Linked DNA regions of Mus musculus: region 1 is linked to region 2. The links are chromatin loops, found by intact Hi-C in ENCODE. Cell type or tissue: gastrocnemius. All regions are shown on one strand. Each heading gives the region's core, and the rest is flanking DNA. Links, peaks and the distances in the headings are about the cores only.

The links. Peaks named below come from ENCODE experiments on the same cell type or tissue, not always from the same donor. Only the 100,000 strongest peaks of a DNase experiment are listed, where the experiment ranks them.
Region 1: it touches region 2 in a loop (2.4-fold over the local background); 5 of 42 quality-filtered maps call a loop at or near these places.

Annotation. Positions count from the first base shown.
Region 1 is chr14:65,552,253-65,560,252 of GRCm38, reverse strand. Elp3 (elongator acetyltransferase complex subunit 3) reads left to right here. Exons shown (of 15, transcript NM_001253812.1): 10 at 1-132. Among named protein-coding and RNA genes, the nearest start is that of Elp3, 37 kb to the left of the region's middle. In gastrocnemius, for the core only: a CTCF peak has its summit at 3,120; a DNase peak (open chromatin) is centred at 3,147; H3K27ac peaks cover 751 bases.
Region 2 is chr14:65,161,084-65,177,428 of GRCm38, reverse strand. It overlaps Gm30008 (a long non-coding RNA gene), which reads left to right and starts at 2,411. Exons shown (of 3, transcript XR_874722.3): 1 at 2,411-2,541; 2 at 5,026-5,288; 3 at 6,124-6,150. It overlaps Gm41177 (predicted gene, 41177), which reads right to left and starts at 5,112. Exons shown (of 3, transcript NR_166862.1): 1 at 4,995-5,112; 2 at 751-926. In gastrocnemius, for the core only: a CTCF peak has its summit at 7,247 (motif pointing left); DNase peaks (open chromatin) are centred at 5,165, 6,882, 7,258 and 10,323; H3K4me3 peaks cover 543 bases.

The sequences.
Region 1 (8,000 bases), core at 1-8,000, 390 kb before region 2:
CCGTGGAACTGGTCTGTATGAGCTGTGGAAATCAGGAAGGTACAGGAGCTATTCTCCCAGTGACCTGATTGAGCTGGTGGCTCGGATCCTAGCCCTTGTGCCCCCGTGGACTCGTGTGTACCGGGTGCAGAGGTATGTGTGACCTTTCAGTCCCCCAGATGCCTCTCTAAAGGGGTAGTCTGGTTTGATAGCAAACATTTTGAACTCTGTTTTTAAATTAGAAGTAGAATATCAGGAATGCCATGTGTAGGAAATAGACACTAAGGACCGTGTGCCCAGGCCTCTTTGCCAGTATCTTATATTTATTCATTGTCCATTTATCCATGAGCCAGGAAAGTAAGAACAACTCGAAGGGTCCCATGGGCAAAATCTAGGACAATTTGAACATCAAAATAAACATACTAAGGGGCTGGGGAGATGGATGGTCTGTCAGCACAGTGCAAGGGGCTGGACAGATAGATGGTCAGTCAGTACAGTGCAAGCATGAGGGCCTGACAGTGAGCCCTAAAGTCCAGTGTAGTCATATGTGCTTGTCATCCCAGCACTGGGGAGAGAAGCAGGCAAGCCCCTGGGGCTCAGTGACCCGCTAACCTAGCCTATTGGAGAGTTCCAGACCAATGAGAGGCTCTGCCTCAAAAAGGTGGACACCACAAAGAAGAACCACACCAGAGGTTGTTTTCTGCCCTTCATGTGCATGCACACACATGCATACACACATATGCACATACACTACAGACAGGTAGGCTTGTGTGTGTGTGTGTGTGTATGTATGTATGTATGTATAAATGTCTGTATGTTAATAAATGCTAACCAAATGAATAAAGCAGGAACCCTACAGTCCATATTGCTACTCTTGATTGTAGAGTGAGTAATCTGTGTGCTCCAGACGCATGCTGTCGGCCATCTTCATTTCATGCAGGTGCTGTATTTGCAGATTCACCTACTAGAAAATCCTGTGACTCAATCTATCTATCCTCAGAGCACATTTGCCATAAATCATTCTTGGAATGGTGAACAATTTGGGTCGCTCATGCACATGCTCTTAGCTGAGGTCAAAACAGTGCCTCTCCGCCTCTTTCCAGTCTTCATGCTGTAAACAAGTGTTCTCTTTGCACTCTACTTAATGCTGCATTTTTCAAATTTTTGTGAGCTGGTTAGGAATTGGCTCTTTAAAATGACCTCCAGACACAGTGCTTAAGTGCTGTCTATTGCTCCTAAGTGCTGGAAGGCCGTGAAGTGGTTTATGGAGGGAGTAGCGTGTGGTGGGAATCCTTTATTGTGAAGGCCCAAGAGAGAACTGTTGGCCGTGAGTTCCGGGTGAATCAATCAATTAGATATATTAAACAAGGTGTCTTAAAACAGAATCACAGAGTACAAGGTACTTACTTATTGATAGTTGACAAAAAATCTGGCCAAGAGTGGCTCCTGGGAACCTAACCCTGTGGGTTCTGGCTCGGTGCTTCATTGTCAGATGTGACCTGAGAGAATATAATTACCTACTGACTGCTTACCTACCAAAGAACTAGAACTGACCAGATGTGGCTGAAGCTTTCCCCACAATATACTTATTACAACGTAGAAAAGAGTCATGTGGTGCAGAAGAAGCCTGGCCACGAGTCGGAGTGAACATTGTCAGAAGCCAGTGAAGTGAGTTGTGGCCGCCTGCTGGGACTGACTGACACCACAGGCTTACCTCTGTGACTTCTACCTAACATCTGTAACTAAGTTTAATCATGAGCCAACATTAGGCAACCCCAAGTAGATGCACATTCTAGAATGTGACAGCTACACAGAAGATTGGGACAAGGTCCTTTTGCTTGAAGGACTTTGTTAAGACACTGGTGCAACTCAGTTGGGCTCAAAGAGCAACATCAGATGTCTGTTTTGGGTCGCAGTTCTGTGGTCGTGATAAAGTTTGCCCATTTGGGTGCTCAGAGTGTCCTGAGACCTGCCACATCTTACTCACTTTTACCTTCCATTGGTCAAGAACCATGGTTACCTGAACTGTTTTTCTGCAGCTTAGAGATTGTTTCCCAAAATGTAAATGAGTACAGCAGGAAAGAAGAAAGCTACAAGAAGATTAGCAGAGGCAAGAGGCCATGTGTGTCTGACTTGGACCACCCCACCACAGAAGAGGCCAGTCCCACCTCAGGAGCCATGGCCTTCTAATGCAAAGTGCTCACAAGGAAGAAAGAAACCTCTGCTCTCTTAGTCCTGTAGACAGTGAGGCAGAGGCACTTGCAAGCTTCATGTCGTGTTGTGGGCCATTATACTGTCTACACCAGTAAAACAATAAGGGCTTGAGAGGTGACAGCAACCCCCATCTGAGGGGGAGGGACAATGGAGTGTGCAGGCTGCAGGCTTTGAAGGCAGCCCTCTGCTTCCCAAACACAGGGAATGGCAAGGTTTTCAGAAGCCATGGAGTCATGATGCCCTGGTGAGTCCAAGGACAGCTGTTTGAAGAGAGCAAGGGTTCAAGCAGTAGGTGCCTGGTTTCACCTCAGTACCATTGTGGGGTCAGGTTTCCATGCTTAGCGGCTGATAACTTGCCTAACTTTGAAGATAATCTTTTGATAAGTTTAGTTCAAAGACTGTTTTCTATATTGCTTTCCAATTTTCCTTTTAAAATTATTTTCTATGTTGAAGGTTTTAAAATGTAACTATAATAATTATACAGGTTTTTATTAATAGAGGTTTGGGATTGTATAGCTTACCATGGTTTGGGTAAATATGGGGTAAATATTGAATTTCTTCAAGATATTTTTGTTTTATGTTTTTAGTTGGATATTATTACTGAAGTGTTAGTGTGACTATATGCATTGAAATTTGTATTGTTTATATTTTGCTACTTGCTTTTTTTGTGTGTGTGTGTGTGTGTGTGTGTGTGTGTGTGTGTGTGTGTGTGGTATCTATACACATATACCTCTTTATGACTATGTGGAGGTCAGAGGACAGCTTTCAGGAGTGAGTTCTCTTTCTAGGAATCCAACCCAAGTCATCAGGTGTTCTACCCACTGAGCTGTCGTCTCACCATCCTACTGTTTGGTTTGTGCCCGTTTTTATTTCCAGATCTTCTATGTGCATCTGGCTTTCTATGTCTCTAGTTCTACATTCATGGCCTCAACCAGCCCCAGATAAGAACTTGCCAGGTGGGGGCTCCACTGAGCACATACTTTGCTCCTTGCTGTTACTCTGTAACTACAGTGTACAGCAGTGGCTGACTCCCCAACATTTGCCTTATACCGGGGGGGGGGGGGGGGTGATGGGCCATCTGGAGATGGTTTAAAGCACTTATATCCAGCATTATCTTCATGGAAACAAGCATTTTATGGTACCTGCAGGTAATTCTGGAACTAGCCTCTCAAAGATACTGAGGGCTGCTATATACTGCATTTAAACATGACTCAAACTTTATAATATAGACTATGAAGTACCATTTGTCCTCAATAATCACTGGAGATTTAGCCTCCACTTGTACAATGCTGAGGTAGTGTGTAAGATTGTATGTGCTGGTTTGTGTTTATATGGTATGGTTTTTGCTGCAAAGTCAATACTTCATACATTGCTCTGCAACCATATAATGATAAGCTTTGGCCACAGCAAGGTATATTTTAATTTTCAAGATATATAATCCCTTCATATCTAGCCACACAGTACTCTGCCCACATGAAAGCGATAATGTTTTAGAATTTACTTAAAATCCCCTTAGCGTATCTGTTAACAAGGACTGTTTACAAAATGCCCTTGTTTGGTGGGAATTCATCTTTACAGAACTGTTAAATATGGCAGTGTTTATATGAAATAAGCCAGATACAGAGAACCAGATGCTACACTATCGCGTTAGTATGTGGACTCTAAACAGACCGACCTACAGGAGTGTGAGGTACAACCAGCCGCCCTTCACTGGGGCTTCGTTCCTCAGTTAAAACCAAATGCCAGTAAGGAGTGGGGGTGGCGTCTCTGCTCATGCAGTAGAATTGCTTACATCAAGGAAGTGAAGTGGAGCCGGTAACACTTGCCCAGCAACTGCCCCTCCCCAAAAGGCAGCAATGATAAGAAGAAAGGATTTTGAGTGTTCTTGTCACAAAGAATTGATATTATGAGGGATAGATTGCTTAATAATGTGGTAAACCTCTGTGATGTATTGGCATATCAGAACCTCATGCTAGGACCTATTTCTATATACTTATTAAAAACTTATACATAATAATTAAAATAATTAAATAATAATAAAATAATTAAAATAATATATTTATATAATTATATTTAAATAATAAAATAATTAAAATTTTAGATACAAATAAATGATTGGGGTCATTTTTAGAGCTATACTTTAAAGGCAGCATAACAGCCTCATTTCCATTTATCTTACACAGTAATTGGTCCCATTGTTAAGCAGACATTAGGTTACTTCCAGGTTGTCTTACTTACTTTTCTGTCACTTTGATAAAAGCCCTGAAAGGGGGAAAACTTAAAGGAAAAGGTGGTTTGAGCCCACAGTTCGAGACTCCAGTCTGCCATGTCAAGGAAGCCATAGCTGTAGAAGTTTGGCAAGCAGAGAGCGACAGACTTGTGCTCAGCTCGCTTCCTTCTTTTCCTGCATCCAGGATCTCCCCAGGGAATGGTGCCCTGTGGTGGGAGAGTATTCCAACCTCAGATTTCCTATTGACCATCATTTCCCACAGGCACTCCCAGAGGCCTGTCTCCCAGTGCTGCTAGTCTAGATCCCCTCAGGTTGACAGTTGGGATTAACCATCACTCAGGTCTCTTTTCATTCCCCTCCCCACCTCCACCACTTTTTTCTTTTAAAGTCAGGGTCTCTATTTAGCCCTGGCTGCCTTGGAACTCACAAAGATCCCCCTGTCTCTGCATCTCAAGGACTATGATTAAAGGGGTGTCCACCATGCCCAGCCCTCTTTATTATCCTAGTCTTGATTTAGCTAAAATCTATCTATATCAAAATATTCATTTCTATTACAGTAGTGCAATCTGTGGAAAGAATCACCTATGGTAATGAATGGATCTATGTATCTTTTATCATTATTTTAATGTTTTAAAGTTCTTTTTTGAAGAAAGAGAGCTATAAATGTGATGGGATTTGCAGTGTATACGGTTTTCTAAAGAGATGATGCCAGTTCATGTAAATCATTGCTAATTTTATCACATGCTCTGTAGCCTTGATGCCTATAACTGACTCTGTACGAGGGTGTGATTTGCATTTCCCATTAGTGGAGATTGCCTGTGCCTTGTACCTGATCATCACTTACGTTACTTGTTTGTATCGAATTTACAAATCATGGGATCCAGATTACAAGATGGTGCTTCTTATGGAGGTAACCCCCACCCCCAAAGGAATTCATAAGTGTTAACTCATTTGGAATCCTCTTACCTGGGCCGCCAGGAAGCTAAGGAACTGATAGTTCCTGCAGAGTGAGACACTGAACACCAGAACATTCTGACAGCATCATTCTGGTGTAAAGTGGTATCAAGTGTGTTTAAACCCCTGAAATGACATTTTGAGGGGTATTAAAATTTATATTCAGATTGAGGTAGAATCTGTTATGTCAACCTCAAGAACTTGTATCAAGAACTGGATGATAAAACTTTAAATGAAAATGTAAATGAGCGACATAAACCTTATTACAGAGATACAGAGGATGGGCTGGAAAGATGGCTCAGCCACTAAGCAAAAGCACTGCTATTGTGAAGGACCAGAGTTGTGATACCAGCACCCACAATCGGTGGCTCACAGCCACCTGTGAGCTATCACTCCAATTCCAAGGAACCTGACTCCCTATACTGGCCTCCATGGACACCTGTGCTCGGGGATACACAGAAATACACACATATACATAATTTAAAATTAACTAAATCTTTTTCAAATGTATAAAGGTTCAGAGGTAAGGCTAGGTGCTCAGCAGTACTTGGAAACCGAGACAAGTGGTGTTACTCAGTGAGTGTCTTCTAGCCTCAGTCTTAAAGTTTTAGGCTAGTTCTGCAGGTCAGAAGACTGCTGCTGGCCAGGCATGTCTTAAGCACCTCACTCTAATGTGGAGGCTGAGGATAGGGCTGATAAAAGGAAGCCCCTAGTGATGAAGAAACGTCTCTGCCTGGCACATTCCGTATCTAGATTGTTTCTGTCTGAACTCATAGTCAAGGGAAGTCACGGTGTCCTTCTGTCCTGGACCATTAGGAGTTCTGCCTGTTTCTACATCGTTCTACCTCTTCATGTCTTCACCAGCCACAGCTGCCTAGCAAAGGTGAACTTACTGGCTTTACCCAGTGGAGAGACTTGGACACTGTGTTGTAGGCATGTCTCTAGGAGGGACCATGTTAGAGGAGGTAATGCAAGTCTGCTTTTCCGTCTTTCTAAGAGATCACTTGATGTTCGCATTGGTTATTCCTACACCCTGCCCCTCCCTGCTTCTAAGCTCTTGTATACTCTGTAGCCTTCTGACAGTTGAGTCAGGAGCATCTTCCTGGGTGTTTTTATGAGGCACATCCTGCTGCAAGGTTCTATATTCTAGCCCTGAGGAGTATAGTCAGTGATTAAATGTAAAATTCTGTCCAGGCACATGATGGGTTCCGCATTAGAGCGTTGCTGCCCTTGGGCTATTTGACAGCTGTCTGCCTTGATATGATATTAAATCACTGTGAGGCGTCAGACTAGGAATACCAATTTGCAACCAAAGCATGCTTCTGACGCATGAGAAACTTTAGACAGAAACAGCTCTAAACAGCTTGGAAAGGTTTTTGATGGGCAAATTGTAAATATTAGTACCTCTACTCTTGAAATATTACCTGTTAAGCCAACATGTATAATCTCTCTTCATGCCAGGAAAGAAAATAGATCGACTGACTTAGAAAAACCTAAAAGGAGTTTTAACTCCTGCCTCCATGAGGCAACAAGGTCAACCTATTAGGGACCTGGCTCAAGTTCTGAACATCCAGAGAGGTGTAACCCGTCTGAGTGGAGTCAGAGAGGTGTAACCCGTCTGAGTGGGGTTGAGCTCCGTCATGCACTAGATCTCTGTAGATTTCTAGCCAGTGCAGAAATGTGTCCCTCAGATGCAGTGAAGGAGACTATCTCTGAGAGTTGCACTTGCCACATTTTCTGTTCCTTAATGACCGAGAGCTTCCATCTGCTGTGCTCTAGGCATGTCACTACCAAAGACCATTAAAGCCGTGTTTCATTTTTATAGTGACAGAAATAAATTTGGGACATTTATGAACTGGTGGCATCCTTGTAAGGTCCTGCGTAGCCAGGGCCTCTCTGGTAATGAGAGCATCTATGGGGACATACAGCCTGTGTGGTCTCAGGCCTATCTCCTGTCTTTTCTAATCTACTGTCTCACATCTTGAAATTGTTAACAATTTTATAAGAGGCTATATGTTCTTTCTTTATTATAGGTCCCACCAATTACATAGCAGCCTCTTAGTAAATTATCATATCGTCATTTTAACACAAACACAAAGTGAGGTCACGACCTGACCAGTTGAAGCCTAGCCCTGCTTTTCCTAGAACTAGCTTTGTCTGGTTCATTGTTCATAGCAACCTTATAGGACTTAACTCCCAGGAATAACCACACAGGAAATTAATTTGTCGGGTATTAAGTATTAGCGCGACCTCCACTGATCATCACAGGTTAATTTTAGACCATGTATAACAATGTTTGGAAATATATTTTAAGTTCTAAAATATTTAGTATGTTAATGAGGATAGCCATATATCAGATTACTATAAAATATTCCAACATTTAAAAGGGGGCACTGTGAAGACTTAGATTTGGCTTATAGAACCAGAAAGATTTAAGCAATGTGTGTATATATATATATATATATATATATATATATATATATATATTCCTTTCTAAATAATTTTTACTTTAATAACCATTGTGTGATTTTTACCTGATTATTAACTTTGAAGCATATATTGATTTTAAAAGACTAAATTTCGAAAGTTAGGAATCATTATACTAAAACAACCTCTATGTAAG
Region 2 (16,345 bases), core at 3,427-11,426:
GGGAGCTGAGGGGAAGTTTCTGGCAGTTATCAAAGAGAACAGGAACTTGGGTCATTGAGAATGGGTCTGCAGAGAGGAGGCTGGCGTCTAAGGAGACAGGAGAAAGTGTGAAGTCATCACCATCACCCGAGAGGATGGGAGAAAAGAACCTACCGGAACAGGCAGTTTGCTTGCCAGACATTAAGCCCCAGCAGAAACAAGGGTGGGGCTTCTCTGCCTGCTGGAGACAGGCGCCCAGGCTTCTGAGCTGCTTTGGCGTTTAGCCAGTTTGGGAGAGCTGGTGATTAGAGTCATTATTGTCTTTCTGTGGGAGGGTTGTTTGTTCGTTTGTTTGTTTTTAAGGCAAGGTCTCATGCAGGTCAGTCCAGCTTCAAACTTACACCATGTAGCCAAGGGTGGCCTTGAACTCCTGGTCCTCCCGCCTCCACTTTCCACGGGCTGGGAATCTTTTAGCCAATTTTAAGATGTGATTTGATAAAATTATGGGGTTTTTTTGTTTTTGTTTTTTACAAATTGATTAACTCATTTGCCTTCAAAATACCATTCAAACTTAAATGTACAAATAATTTTTTTGCTAGTGATACTCATTTAGTACCCAATCACCCACACACACACCTCCCACCTCCCACCCCCCGGCATCATCATCAGCTCTTCAGTGGCCTCCTGTAGTCCGCGGTTTAGAATCCATGCACCTCTAGACATGTCTGTGACAGTGTCTTCAGGAGGTTTCACTGAGGGGGGAAGACTCACCATGAAGTGGGCTGTGATCCAAGGCTGGATAAAAAGGAGAGGTTGGGTTGAGCACAAGCATCCATCTCTCTTTGCTTCCTGACTGTGGACACCATGGGGCCACCGTGAACTGTGACCTGAACTGGTGAGGCAAAATAAACTCACATGTGGTGGTCAGTCTCCACTGTGAACTTGGCCTGAAAAGATAGAACCTGAGTTGAAGAATTTCCTCCATCAGATTGGCCCTTTGGGCAAGTCTGTGGGCATGATTGACCACTGATATAAGAGGGCCCAGCCCACTGTGGTTGGTACCACCCCTGAGCAGGTGGGCCTGCAATCTATATGAAAGCTGACTGAGCAGGATCAGGGGAGCAAGCCAGTAAGCAGCATTCTTCCAAGGTCTCTGCGTCAGTTCCTATCTCAAGACCATGTCCTGGCTTCCCTGGATGATGGGCTATAAAGAGTATGGTGAAATAAAACCTTTGTTCCCTTAAGTGGCGTTTGATCACTTGTTACAACGGGGCAGCAAACTGGAGCACCTTCCTTCCTGACACCCCAAGAGTTCCCATGCTGCTGACTCTGCCCTTAGTCTTTTGATGATGCTGGGACTATCTTAGCTTATGTCATGACCACAGTCTTTAGGCTCTGGTTTCCCTGGGCTGGTAACTGTATCAAGCTGATGTCCTTGGGAGAGTTTGCAATGGTTTTGTAAAGTGTGCGGTGTGGATCGGGGACAGAGGTCAGTAAGGGAACACTCTTGGGTTTTATTTTAATTTGGATTCTTTCTAGAGATGGTGGGTCCCTCCCGGATCCATATGAGACAGAGAGTTCAAAGCAGAGCGGAGGAGACTGACATTGAAGATAAGGCTGTCAGTGTACACCCTGAAGAACGGAGGACCAGGTGCTACAGTCTCCAGGGAACAAAGGCTGGTGACCAAGTAGTAAGGAGTGTGGATGCAACAAGATGGGGTTAAATGAGCAAGATCGGTGTGGAAAACAGGGTGCGTGCGTGGCCTGTGCTCTTGGCGGCTTAGAAGTTTGGGAATTTATTTCATTAAAATTCTCAGTATTCGAGAGACCAATGCATTAAAGTCCTTCTATAATGTAAGAGGTGCGGGTAAAGTGCCTCTTTCTACTTAAGAAGGGCCCTTTTCTCCCCTTCTCCATTAGCGCATCATCAGGGACTAATTCAGAGATCAGCATCTGCTCTGCATTTCTTAGTGAGTTCACGGGGCATTTTGTAAAGCAGACGAATACATTTTATAGCCTGGGAGCTTGAAACGGGGCAATGTCTCGATAAGGTGCTTAGTCTACCTGAGTTTGAGACTAGAGAACTCTCAACTAAGTACAGACTCTGAGCCTGGAATTCTGCCCTCTCTCCCATCCCGCTTCGGTTTGGTTTCCTGAGGTTTACCTCTAGTCACTTAGTTCTCAGTCCATAAACCCCAACACTTGGACTGCTCCGATCCCTCACCCTAGCCATCTCCTCAGCAAAAGAAACGACAGACGCAGCTGCAGCATCCATGTAAAAGTCTAAGAGACCCAAGACTAACAAAGTCCTTATGCCGGGAGTCCAGGTACAGGAGCTATGTCCAGTGACCCAACAACAGAGGTGCGGACCTTCTGCTCCTGAACTAACTTCAGGAACAGAAGAGAGTTGAGGCGGTTCAGATAGCGCATAGGAATCCTGAGGGATAGAGATGGGCTAAGAAAGGGGAGGGACTTCCGGGTCTTCCCTGGGACTGGCAGTAGTAACCAGGAACTAGGTTGCTACCACTTTTCGCGGCCTTCTCGCTCTAGTCACGGCTGCAGGTAGGTATCTTTAGCATTGGAATAAGGAGTAGAGAAGCTAGGTCAAGTTCACAGTATATGAAAAAATTCTTGATTGTCAACGTGTCTGCGTGTGGAATTGAGTAGATCCTGGCCTGGTGGTTAAGACAGACGCAGGCTGAAGACAGAGAAGCCACACATTTTCATCGCTGTCCCGTCACCCATTGGATATCTGCAAGTTCAATGAAGAGTTAGTGTTCTCAGCAAAGGCAGCCTTGAGGATTCGGGAAAGTAACACAGGCAAACATGATCATAACCCACACGTCAGATGTGGCCTCGCAGCCAAGCCAGGGGAGACCAAGGATTGCCGAAGCAGTGTAACAAAGTCAGCTGTGAGCCAGTAAACTAGAGGGTGTGTTCACACTCTTCATAGTGAGAGGCCAAATCAAACTCCATTTTAGAGAACCTGACCTAAGTTTAAACTCAGGTAAACTAACAGGCCGGTAGCTAGCATTAGTTTCCAAGTTGCCGCCAACAGAGCCAGAGCCTAGCTCCAGTCTCTAGGCTAACTCCCAGCAAGACCAACATCTCCAGGTTATCTCCCCCAACAGATCTGCACCTCCAAGTTGCAAGCCCACCCCCGCCTAACGACCACCAATTCGGAGAGAAACAGAAATTAAGTTTATGATATGATTTCCAGCATGGTGGCTCTCCAATTAGATACTTAAACACACACACACACACACACACACACCTTGCTTGTAGCTTTCTATAAAGCCTTGCCCCAGTAGATATTTGGGGCTCCCCCACCACGAAAACAGTCCTTTGTGACAGTGATTCGAGGAGGTAGAAGGGTAAGGGAGTGGTGGTGGGGGGGAGGTGGGGGGAGGGCTTAGAGCTAGCTCAAATAAAAAGGCCCTATTGTGATGTACATCAGATCAACCCCTGTCTATCCCCCCACCCCCACCCCACCCCCCCATCACTAACACTTCCCTGGCACTATAATAAAATACTTAGAAGTCATCTAACTTGGGGGACAGGCCAAGTTTGTGAGGGGCAAGACAGGAAATATTTTAAGCTACATAATAAAAGCAATGCTCACTGTTGGGATAATCTACACATACTGTTATCAACTGGCTAAGAAGGTGTGTCCCTGCCTGTATTCTTACTTGTTAATTGCTGAGTGTGTTTTTGGGGGTGGGGGGTGGGGTGGGGTGAGACCAGGCTAGCTGGATTTGTAAATGTCGCTTCCTCACCTGCTCAAAAAGAGAAGGCAGGCTGCCTGCCATAGGGGAGGCCCTTGGTGCCAAAAGCTAACACCAAGATATGGACTGGGCCTTGTCCTCTGCTGATTGGGTCAGACTGGTAGAGTAAGGAGCGTGGTGTGGCTCTTTTGCATAATAAAGTGCTGGTGGCTGGAGCAGACCTACCAAGCAGAAAGACAGGCAAAGGGGTGACAGAAGAAGAACAGGAGCAGGATAGGGAGGTCTCTCTCTCTCTCTCTCTCTCACACACACACACACACACACACACAGAGAGAGAGAGAGAGAGAGAGAGAGAGAGAGAGAGAGAGAGAGAGAGAGAGAGCTACGTGGAGAGATAGACACAATGGCGGGGAGTTGAGTTAGATGGGCTAGCTGAGGGACTGCCTGAGCAAACAGGCCAATGACCATATACTATACAGATGTCTGTGTCTTTATTATTAAACCACAAAGGGAACTTCCAAAAACCCTGCAGTATCTCACAGCTCAACTCTGCCCTTGTAGCCCACAAGCTACCCATTTCATTTATACTAATACATAACAAATGGCTGGGGCTGGAACCAATAAAACTTTATTTGAAAAACAAGCAGTAGGGAGCTGGAGAGATGGCTCAGCAGTTAAGAGCACTGGCTGCTCTTCCAGGGGTCCTGAGTTCAAATCCCAGCAACCACATGGTGGCTCACAACCATCTGTAATGAGATCTGATGCCTTCTTCTGGAGTGTCTGAAGACAGTGTACTTATATATAATGAATAAATAAATCTTTAAAAAATAAACAAGCAATGGGCCAGATTTAGCTCTAGGACTGAAGAGAGAGAGAGAGAGAGAGAGAGAGAGAGAGAGAGAGAGAGAGAGAGAGAGAGAGAGAGACCAGTCCACCAACAGATGATAGCACTGGGCCTTGTAGGTCAAAAGAAAATAGAACTAAAGAAACACCTGTCTTGAGTCTCAGAGAAACATTCCTTCATTCCTTTCACTAAAACAGGGTTTCCCATTTTACCTGCCTAAAATTCTCCTGGAGTGGAGGCGTTAGAGAAAAGCAGGTTGGAGACTCTCGGTTCAGGTACTCTGAAGTACTGGGTTAGAAACTGGGTTTCTAAATGTGCACGAGTCTGCTGCTGCCGGTGGCCCAAAGATCACCCTTCGACAAGCACCATATGGTCTTAAGTTTTCCAGGCAACAAATGAGCCCTGCTTTGCAGCAGGACAGATAAGCAGGTGCCGAGGAAACTTACCAGGTTCATTTTCTTGTCTTCTTTGTTCCAGAAACCCTCAGAGGGCATCAGCTTGCCTGTACATGGTGGGCGAGCAGAAAGTATGCAGGCACCTGCAGCCCGCTCGTGGGTGGAGCCTGCTAATGAGCAACTCTGCTGACTGACTGGAGGGGAGGTGCTCATTCCAGGCCTCTGGCCAGGAGCCTTCTCTTCTGGGCTTGTCAGAGAGCCAGTGCCACAGGCTTCAGGTTCACCTCAATGGAAAACAGCATCCGAGCCACAGCCCAGGCCGCCCATCTCTCTGAAAAGGCTCAGGTCAGTTGGAGGGAAGCTTGTCATTTGGCCCAGAACTTTCACACTTGAACTGTTCCTTTCTGCTTAGTCAGTCACCCCTGCCCAGCCCACCTTGATCTCCTGAATGTGGACATTGTCTGTTCTAAGTCATCCAAAGCGGGGCCTCTGTTCTCTGAGGAACCCTGTCCCCCACCTCTAGATTCTTAAGAAACATAACCCCTAAGAAAACAACATCGGTTTAAGAAACCTTAGGAGCCCTGATTCCTGTAAAGGGGCCAGCCTAATCCAGAAACTCCATTCCTTACATGAGCCTGGCTTCGGACCCAACCGCATCCTTTGCTTATAGCTCTTTATCTCACACAAAAACCCTCAGGTGAACCCCGGAGTCATGTTTATTCTGTTAAAGAGCTAAAGTCGGGAGACTTAGGCGGGAAATGTATTGAAGTTGAAAGAGTGCTGGCCTTGCATATAAAGAAGCCCCACCCACAGCTCCACACACAGCATGTGGGAGGTAGAAACAAGAGAATCCCAGCTCATTCTTGGCTGGCAATGAGTTCAAGTCCAGCCTAGGCTTCCTGAGACCTCTCTCATAACCAAACAAACACAGTGGAATTCAACATTGAGATGCTTTCCTGGGCAGCCAGCTCTCACTCCCAGGGAAGGGAGGAGACTGGCTGAGGTCCTGCTCTGGGTGAGAGCTACCCTCCCACAATGCAGAGATGTTCTTTCCATTTCTGCAGCATACAAGCTCTGTCCTGATGGCGGTCCCTCCTGTTGTCACTCTGTGAACGGGGTCTACTGCCTTCTGAACAACTCCTGAGACAACAGTATATTCATTTAAAATGTCCATTTTCAGCTGGGCAGTGGTGGCACACACCTTTAAATCCCAGCACTTGAGAGGCAGAGACAGGCGGATTTCTAAGTTCGAGACCAGCCTACAGAGTAAGTTCCAGAACAGCCAGGACTACACAGAGAAACCCTGTCTCCAAAAACAAAACAGCAACAATACAACAACAACAATAATAATAAATAAAAACGTCCATTTCCATCTATTGAGTCTCTTCGTTGTACAAAGAAAACCAAGGGCTTTGCTAGCCTAGGCCAGGGGAGTACGCCGGGTGGACTGCCAAGAGAGCAGGCATCTATCTATACATACAGTTCTAGCCAATAAGTATGTGTGATGAGAGAGGGGACAGGCTAGAGCAATGGAAAGGCACGGAGAGACTTTCCCTGTCTTCTGCCTGTCTTCTGTTTAGCTCAGGATTGCGCTTAGATGAACCTTGGTGGTGGGGGGCGGTTTGGAGACTGCTGTGCCCCTTCTCTGCTGCTTGCTGTCTGCCTTTGTGGTTCTTTCAGTTGTCTCTCCACCTCAAGCCTCATTGTCTCCTCCCACTTGCTTTGTTGTGCTGTTTGGATTGGTGGCGCAGAGCCCACCAATATAGAAACACATCTATTGTGTGGGTGAAGACCCACCGCTTCTCAGATCCCTGTGGGGGCTGTGATGTGGAATAGGTGGCGGGCCATTGCTCTTGACTTTGCCCGCCTTTGGTTGGGTTCTGAGCCTGCTACAGCGCTCTCCTTCTCTCCCTTTCTGTTCTTCCACACCTTTGCTTCTCAAAACTCCCGTCTTTGGCTTTCTGCCCCATGCTCTACCCACTCTTCTCTGTGGCCAATTAGTCACAATGTGAAACCGAATATTAATAACCGTTACATGTTGATGCGGATTCAGTAAATAACACTTCTAATTTTCAAGGCGGGTTAGTTGGATTCGTGATATGAGGAAATTTGCGCGCGCGCGCGCACACACACACACAAATACTCATAGCTAAACGATGAGACTGTTATTGCATTGTGTGCTATCCCTAAAGAATTCTCGTGATGGGGAGCCATACTTCTTGTCTCTGACAAATGTACTTGTTCCCTCTCCTGCCGTAAGTGGTAATGGCCCAAAGGCTGGTCTAGTTAAGCATCTGGAGCATCAGCGCCCCCTTGTGTCACATCTTTATATTGCATGCTGGTCGGATGCGGGAGAAAGGCAAGGATTGGGAGTCCAGGGAACAGATTCAGCAGGTTGCTGGGCCTTGTAGGTCAAAAGAAAATAGAACTAGAGAAACACCTGTCTTGAGTCTCAGAGAAACATTCCTTCATTCCTTTCACTAAAACAGGGTTTCCCATTTTACCTGCCTAAAATTCTCCTGGAGTGGAGGCGTTAGAGAAAAGCATGTTGGAGACTCTTGGTTCAGGTACTCTGAAGTGAGAACTGGGTTTCTAAATGTGCACGAGTCTGCTGCTGCCCGTGGCCCGAAGATCACCCTTCACCAGGCACCATGTGTTCTTAAGGTGGCTGCTTAGACAACAAGGAAGGACTCACGGGGGTCCTGTGAGCAATACGAAGCTCTTCATGATTCGCCCCAGCAACTGCACAAGCTGACCTTTGGTGCTCTGGAGCACGGATTTCAACCCCTACCTTCTCTGGTGTTTTGTGGTATTAATATTCCAGTGTGCTGAGTTACCTTTCGGTGTCAAGCCTCTTGGCATGTACTGGCATAATGCTACTATTGTGGTATTTAGAAAATCTGTTAAATTGTTCTTAGAGGGCTGGACACCACTTTAAATTTCAAATGGACAAAGGGTGCAGGGAGTCTCGTCTCACAATTCTGAGATGCTTGACAAGAGAGAGGATGAGTACTGATAAGGATGTCTTGGAGGAGGGTTGGCAGTGCTGCGACTGGCTGTGACTGTTGGACTCTCCACCATGACAACAGTGGAGAAGATGTCGGGGATGCAGCCCAGTGTAGACCACTTGCCTAGCACAGATGTCAGCAACGTCACTGTTGTGATAGAATTGCGGCTTTGTGTCCGGACAGACCACACCAGGGCAATGCAGTTCCATGTGAGAGAGGTTTATTGTGTGTGTGTGTGGGGGGGGGGGGTTGTTCACAGGTAAATGTGGGAGTTAAACCAGATGGACGCTGGGAATGTATGGTGATTGCCATGACAACAGATGTGTGGGTCCCTGTTGCCTATGGGTGACATCACCATCATTGCTGGATTCGGAAGCGACCTGCAATTCCTGATACTAACAACCACACTGCCTAGGCAAGGAAGCACAAAGAAGGTTCAAGCAAAGCCATCAGCTTTAAAGTGGATCCAGAAGATGTTCAGAGGGGATTTCCCATTTTCCCACCATCCCCACAGAATTAGAAAAGGCCTTCTCAGCACCTCGATGGTTTTAAGTGTTTATGATTTTTAATGTCAAGTGCATTAAACTTATATTTCACTGTTGAAGTTAATACATGCAGAAGTTTCCGGCGTTAATGTCGTCTTCTAAGTAGTATCTCAGATGCTCACGTGATCCTCATGAGGCTATGATTATTAGCTCTGGGATGGTCCATCTTGATAGGACTGAGAGGAACCTAGCAGATTAGCAAGCATACTTTGGAGGGTCTGTGAGGGTCTTCCCGGGAAGATTAACTTAGGAGGCGCTTGCTCTGAATGGGGGTCACACCATCAATAGGCTGAGGACCTACATGGAATAAAGGGTAACAGGGAGGAACTCCTGCAACCGTAAAGCCAATTCTCTCTCTCTCTCTCTCTCTCTCTCTCTCTCTCTCTCTCCCTCTCTCTTTCTCTCTCTCCCTCCCTCCCTCCCTCCCTCCCTCCCTCCCTCCCTCCCTCCCTCCCTCCCTCCCTCTCTCCCTCTCTCCCCTTCCTCTCCTCCCTCTCCCTCTCCCATCTCTCTCCTTCCTTAAGTACCCAATTTTTGCCGGGCACACGTTCCCTGCTGTGAAGCTCTGACCTCACAGCCGGCCCAAATACAACTGTCAAGTACATGCGGGCCAGGATAAATGCTTCCTATTGGTCCGTTGTTCTCCCGTGCGTGGGTCGCAGCAACGAAAAGTCTGACGAAGAAGGTCTCCATTTCACAGATGGGAAAATAGAGGAGAGTCGGTATGTTTTCCAAGGTTATATACTCTCACTTAGTTACTTTCTTATTAGTGTAATAAAGTACCCGCAAAGGCACCAGAAGGAAGGAAGGAAGGAAGTTAGGAAAGTAAGTTTATTTTGGCTTTCTGCTTGAGGGTATAGTTCGTCATGGCAGGAGAGTCAAGGCATTGGGAGTGTGAAGTGGCTGCTCACACCACATCCACAGTCAGGAAGCAGAGAGATGAATATGGGTGCTCAGCCCACTTTTCACTTTATATCCAGTCTAAGACTCCAATGCACAGGATGGCAGAGCCCACCTACGGGGTGCGGGTTTCTGCTTGATGAAGCCTTGCAAGCAATGACGTCATGGAAACACCTAGGAATATCATGTTCGCAGTGAAGACTAACCATCACACAGCCAGCATTATTTACTCTGTGCAATCTGGGTTCGGAATGTATTCTCTGAAACAGTGTGTGGCCCTGAACCTTCCCTAACTAAACTACCAACACTGCAGTATTACAAACAATAAAGTCTAAGGACTGTTCGTCAGCAACTCAAGGGACCTCTCAGGGAAGGAGGGGGGACGCTGTTTCCTGCATTATTTATACTTTTTCTTAAACATTCCTTTACTACCTTCCTTTTTAAAAATATTTGGCAGTTATAGGAATTTTCTTAAGTCAAATGAAACATACTTATGATCCAAATACAAAAACAAAATCCCTTCTCGGTTTCCCCAAACTTGCTCATGCTTTGTTCGCAGCAGCCCACCGCTCCCACCCAGTGACTGTGGCCGTCCTCAGACCTATTTGGATTTGTGTTTTCTGTGTCTGCTTTACTTTCCTGTGTAGCTTCTTTTAAAAGTCAGCCAAATTTACCCAAAGAGAAGCCGTGTGTGTGTGTGTGTGTGTGAGAGAGAGAGAGAGAGAGAGAGAGAGACAGACAGACAGACAGACAGACAGACAGACAGACAGAGACAGAGAGACAGAGCCTTGTTCAAGCTGGACCACCGAGCTACACTCCCAGTCCACCTTAAAAAAAACTAAACCAATGTTGCTTGTACTGTTTCCAGATCTGCCTCCAATGCTGAGCTAGGGTGTTGGCAGCTCTTCAAAAAGTTCAAATCCTTCCCTGAATTCACTCAGCAACCTCTCCTTAGTCCAATCACACGAGGTTATTAAAAGGGGAAAAGCCAGCCTCTCACTTCTATCACCCTGGGGAGATTTCACATATTGCTTCCTCTTCTCAACTGCGCTGCCAAGAACAAGGCTTTGTGGCATCAAAGGCCCCAGTGTCAATACAACTATAAAATGCAGACAGCTTGGGGATACACTCAGAGCGGCTTGAACTTAACGCTACACAACCTTTTCTCTCTAACATTTCCAGGGTGAATTGCTGAGCCTGGAAGAGTGCAGCCTCGCACGCTCTTCTGGGTTGGACAAAAGAGTTGCTGTCTTGGAGCAAAACAACTGCAATCACCCGCGAAAACCCTCAGGAGAAGGAGCCCATTAAGACTCTCATGGAGCATTGTGGTGGCTTGAATGAGAATGGGCCCCATAAGCTTATATATTTGAGGATTAGGAGGTGCGGTCTTAGAGGTGTTTTCCCCGGGGTGGGCTTTGGGATTTCAAAATCTCACACCGTTCTCTCTCTCTCTCTCTCTCTCTCTCTCTCTCTCTCTCTCTCTCTCTCTCTCTCTCTCTCTCTCTCTCCCTCTTGCTTGTTGGTCAGATGTGAGCTGGTCAGCTACTGCTCCAGCACCATGCCTGCCTGCCTGCCTACCACGCTGGTTGCCATGGTGGCCACCGACTCACCTCTGAAACCGTAAGCAAGTCCCCAGGTAACTGCTTCCTTTTATACGTTGCTTTGGTTACGGTGTCTCTTCACAGCCATAGAACAGTAACTAAGACAAGTGAGGAAAGGGGCAGAGAAGGCTCGTGAGACTCTTACAAGGCATCCATGTTTTCTGGACAACTGTGTCTCTTGTCCAGCATCACTTCTCTTGCATCTCCACATTCTCAGAAGTTTGCAGTTCTCTCTTGCAGACAGGAACCTGGCACCTGCCGGGTGGGTGAGCGGGGCTCCAGGGACTGTCCTCTAGGGAATCTTGTGATGTCTCTTTCTTCTTCTGGGTTTATAATTTCTTGTTCAGGGAGAATATTGCATGATGAATGGACATTAGCTTCTCTAGGCATGGGACTTGACAGGCAAGGTCTGGTATTGTAGAATCCATTTGTGTTCCTTTCATGGCTGGAGTGCTTTTAAACCTGAACTTAAAGTGTAAGACCATCAAAGCGATGGTCTTCATCTGTGGCTAGTATATAATTCATTCTATCTAGAACAGTATGGATAGAGATGTCTTTTAATACTAGGGAATGAGAATTAGGCATCAGTTTCTAGATCTGCTGTGACTTCTATCTCTGTCCAAGTCACAAATTCTGCAGCCAAGGTTTTCAAACCCAGTACTAGCTGAGCCCTGCCAGAAGATGCCACTTCCCCCATCCATGTTTCTTTCTTTCCTTCCTTTTTCCTTTCTTTCTTTTTCTGTCTGTCTATCTGTCTTTCTGTCTTTCTTTGAGACAGGTTCCTCAGTATAGCTCTAGCTATCTAGAACTAGCTCTGTACACCCGGCTGGCCTTGAACTCAGAGACCCACCTGCCTCTGCCTCCCAAGTTCTGGGACGAAAGGCGTGTGCTACCACCACCTAGCGCCATCTGTGCTTCTTAAGATAAAAACAACCGTGACATTTGGGGTGTATCCAAATGTTCCTGCATCAGAACAACTGCAAGTACTGTTACCAACCTACAAGATGCAGGGTTACAGAGACACCAGCTGAGAGAAGCCAGATGACCCTGCCCACACTGGGGATGAATGCCTTAGTTGCAGCCTGAGCTGTCTGGCAGAAGTTAAGTCTCCAACCCATCCTTGTGAGGGGCGTGAGGTGGATGCAGTGGGTGGCAATGGAAAGGAACTAACACCTACTGTACTCTTAATACATGTGTGGCCTTGCATCAAGGCAAGCCTGTGTGCTGGATAGGATGGGCCTCAGTTTGCAGCACCAGAAATGGAGAATTGAGTGAGTTTTATAAATTGCCCAGTGAGTTTTAAAATGTGGATTTTCTAAGTGGCCCAGCTATAGCTTGGAGCAAAGCAAAATCAAAAGGCTGACCTGGCCATGGTCAATCTCTCAGGAATGCTGCAACCTTGCTGGAAATATAATGAAGCAGAGGCCATTCCGTCCCAAGACTTCTCTTGCAAAGAGCAGGGTGAATGGCTGGGATCAGGGTCAGAAGTGGGAGCTAAAGCCCTGGCTCAGAGGTGACGGGGAAGGGCCAGACTAATGTGGGCTTTGGACTGATGGATGGAGAACCAGGTCCTTCTGGACCACTGGAAAGGCTAGGCGGTTCCTAAGCAACACAGGGTCCTCACCTCTTCTCCTTGCAGCCCTCCTTCCTCCACTCCAGGTAACGCCTGGCCTCCCTGCCAAACATTGAGCAGATAGTTAAACACCATTAGCTTGAGGGAGAGGGGACACATCAGCCTCTGAGGCTCCATCAGCATCTTCCAGAGACACATCTGCTCTCAGTGATATACCTGCCCCTAGCTGGCCAGGCCCCTTTCCCCATGCCTGTCCCTCAGGAGGTTCCCACCCTCTCTGCATGAGCTTCACACCTGCACTTCAGCCTTCCCACCCCCAAACAGTTTGCAAGTGACTGTGCCCAAATGGAAGTCGTTTCCAGATTTGATGTGACCTTGTCTTTGAGTAAATTGTTTCAGAGCTCAACATAACTGGTACTGTAAATTATTTTCCTGGGGAGAAAACAACAAACCAGCCATCCTGCAAAATCATCTGACGGTGGCTTTTTAAAAATCTTTACAGCGACAACTACATAGTTTAAAAGTTAATTTTCTGTATTATGCCATAGGATATGAGCCTATGTTGAGGTGTGTTGCAAAACAAAATGAAGCATTTCCCCAGTCTTTACCTTTTTTTAAAAAAGATTTATTTATTTTATGTATTTGAGTACAGTGAGCCTTTATGTGGTTGTTGGGCATTCAATTTTTAGAACCTCTGCTCACTCTGGTCCACCCCACTCACTCAGTTCCTGCTTGCTCCAGTTATTTATTATTATACATAAGTACACTGTAGCTGACTTCAGACACACCAGAAGAGGGCGTCAGATCTCATTTATGGGTGGTTGTGAGCCACCATGTGGTTGCTGGAATTTGAACTCAGGACCTTTGGAAGAGCAGTCAGTGCTCTTACCCACTGAGTCATCTCACCAGTCTTCCTCCCTACCCCCCAGTCTCTTTCTATAGTGAATCAGTGCAGAATGCCATAGAAAATAGTGACATCATCCTTCAGGGCAAACCTAGAGGAAGGGAGGGGTGGAAGACTGGGTTAGAGGGAGTCACAGAGAGTTAGAGAGACAGGGTGGGGAGATATAAGAGGGCAGAGTGGACATGGAGAGTAGCCTGAAGGAAATGGGATAAAACTCTCTTATGACAGGAAGGACAATGACAGGATGGGTGTCAGGTCACATGATTATGGAGACTTAAGGCCTTGAATCACCTACAGCACCAACCTGAGGTGAATGTGAGTGTTCAAACAGAGAGAAACTAGTGTTCTACCATTGACCCAAGGTGAGCTTTGTCTCCTGTGTTTATAGCCAAGGACACTGCAGAAGGCAGGGCAGATGCCTCCTCTCTCAAGGTGCAGGGTGACTCCGCCTGCCAGGCTGTCAGATTGTTCTGCACACTTCCAGCTGTCCTGAGTTCGTGGGACCACTAACGTGCAGTTTGGAGGATGCTGTGTCAGAAGCACAGATGGACGTGCCTATGTCTTTCCACAGTGTCAGAATTGTTTAATAACACTGAGTTCACAAACTACATGAGTCCATTTGGCTGCAGTTTGCCAAGTAGTCTCGATTTCCCTTGATAGCTGGCTATTGGCCTTTTTTTAATCCCAGTCTTAATTACTAATGTGAACTCTCAGATCACACACCACCCACCATATGGTAATTAATCTATAAATATGAATATATGTAGGTCAGGGTGGCAACAAGAATTAAAGAGGCTGCAGCAGGCTTTCAAGACTGCTGTAAGGAGTTTCAAGACTTTCAGTAAGGAGTTCAAGACGCCTTACTGAAGGTGGAAGGTGGCTGATGCAGAACGCAGAGCCACTGTAGTGTTATATAGTGTTATATGTGAGATATTACGAATGGGGCTGGAGAGATGGTTCAGCAGTTAAGAGTCCTGGATGCACTTCCGGGAGACTCTGGTTTAACTCCCAACTCCCACCACAGCCATGTATAACTCTAATCCCAGAGGATCTGATGCCCTCTTGTGCCTTCTGTGGGCATACATGTGGTGCACCATATACATACAATACAATAAATAAAATTTCAAAAAAAATTAATTAAGATATTAAGAAACTCAGCTAAAGGGCCTGTAGTCTCTCCAGAACAGAATTTCAGGGTCACAAGGTTGAGCCAGGCCTCTGGGTTGAGTTGAATTGCAGAGGCGAGGTTGGGGACCCGATGGACCTGCACAGATACACGGATGAATGGATGCATAGAAATCTGAGTAGCCACGTCAGCAGCAGGGACCAAATTAGACTGAAACCCTAGGGACGTCCTCTGACACTGGGTGCTCAGATGACAGTTTGCTGGGGACTGTGGCTAACCTTTCTCAATGTGTTCAGTAAATTCTTGGGACTATTTTTCTGATAAGTTTTAAAGTATAGCCATGTTGTAGCAATATCCTCTGAGCCAAATTGCCACCGTCTTCAGGAGTTTGGCTGGGCCTGTCCACCAAAGATCATCTCAGCAGGGCTTGTTGACTGTTGACATTCCCTTTTGGAAGGAGGGAGCAGGGAGGGTAATGGGACCCTCCCCTGAGTGCCCGCTCTCTCTACCAGCTGTGTGCAATTCTGCCCTAATTGCAGGCAGCCTGGGGAAGGGGGTCCCCTGGGAAGGGCTAAGGGATATAGATGAAGAAGGTGTGGGGGGGGAGGGCTCCAGTTACACACCATGCATGCTGGCTGCAGACCATCCAGTGTGGCTGCCTTAGGGCCATCCATGACCTTAGCTATAGTTCCATTCGCTACTCTGTAAGTAATTCTAATAAACTCACTCGTTGCCCAGAGTGAACTTGGTTTGTTACAGGAGCATGAGAGGTAGACATTTAATTCTCCCCAGAGGACAGGGTTCTACTGTCCCAATCATCTCCAGTCTTTTTGCTAATCTTGCAGAGGACCCAGGTTCAGTTCCTACTACCTACACTGAGGCTCACAACCATTTGTAACTCCAGTTCCAGGGAACTGGTAACCTCTTCTGATATCCATGGGCATATCCAAGCATATAGCACACATATATATGTATGCAGGCAAAACACCCATACACATAAAATAAAAATAAATAACCTTAAAAAAATTTTTTTTAATCTGATTGAAGTTGTCGTGAATGATCATACATGGTCTGTAGTGGACACAGGCCTTGGCCTGCTATTAAGGAGTGAGTTCAGTCTTAGTGGGTATTGACCCCCCCAAATGTCCTGGATAGTCTCAGTGGTTACTGCCAGAGGGTGTGGCACGGTGAGGCTCTTACAGGTTGTAAAGGCAAAAGCAGAGAGGCAGGAGGAAGAGGAAGAGGAGGAGGAGGAGGAAGAGGAGGAAGAGAAGGAGGAGGAGGAGGAGGAAGAGGAAGAGTTCGGCTCAGGGCTGGAGCACAGGAGTGAAGCAGATAGGGCTGGAGGTCCCAGCCAGCAGGCAGGAAAGGAGGCTGCACACAGACCATTTCCAGAGGCTCCTTCAGGACTGAATAGTCTTTGTACATCACAAAAGAGAAACCAAGGGGAGGTAATAAAGTTTTTATTAGAAATTAAAATCTTTCCTAATGCTGCTTTTTGCATGTAAAATTTAGGAAATTAATTTTCCCTGCGACAAAAATAAAAAGCAAATGCACCCCTGAAGTGCTCTCCCGTTGTCTCCGTGCAACGACAGTGGGGTCTTCATCACATACGGCAAAAAGTAACATTTCCAGACAGGCAAGGGCCATGCCATCCTAAACATGCGTTTTCATTGAAATAGTCTTAATTGGTCCTTTTAAGATGGCAGCTCGTAGGAAAGTTTTACTGAACCTAGTGGTGGTGC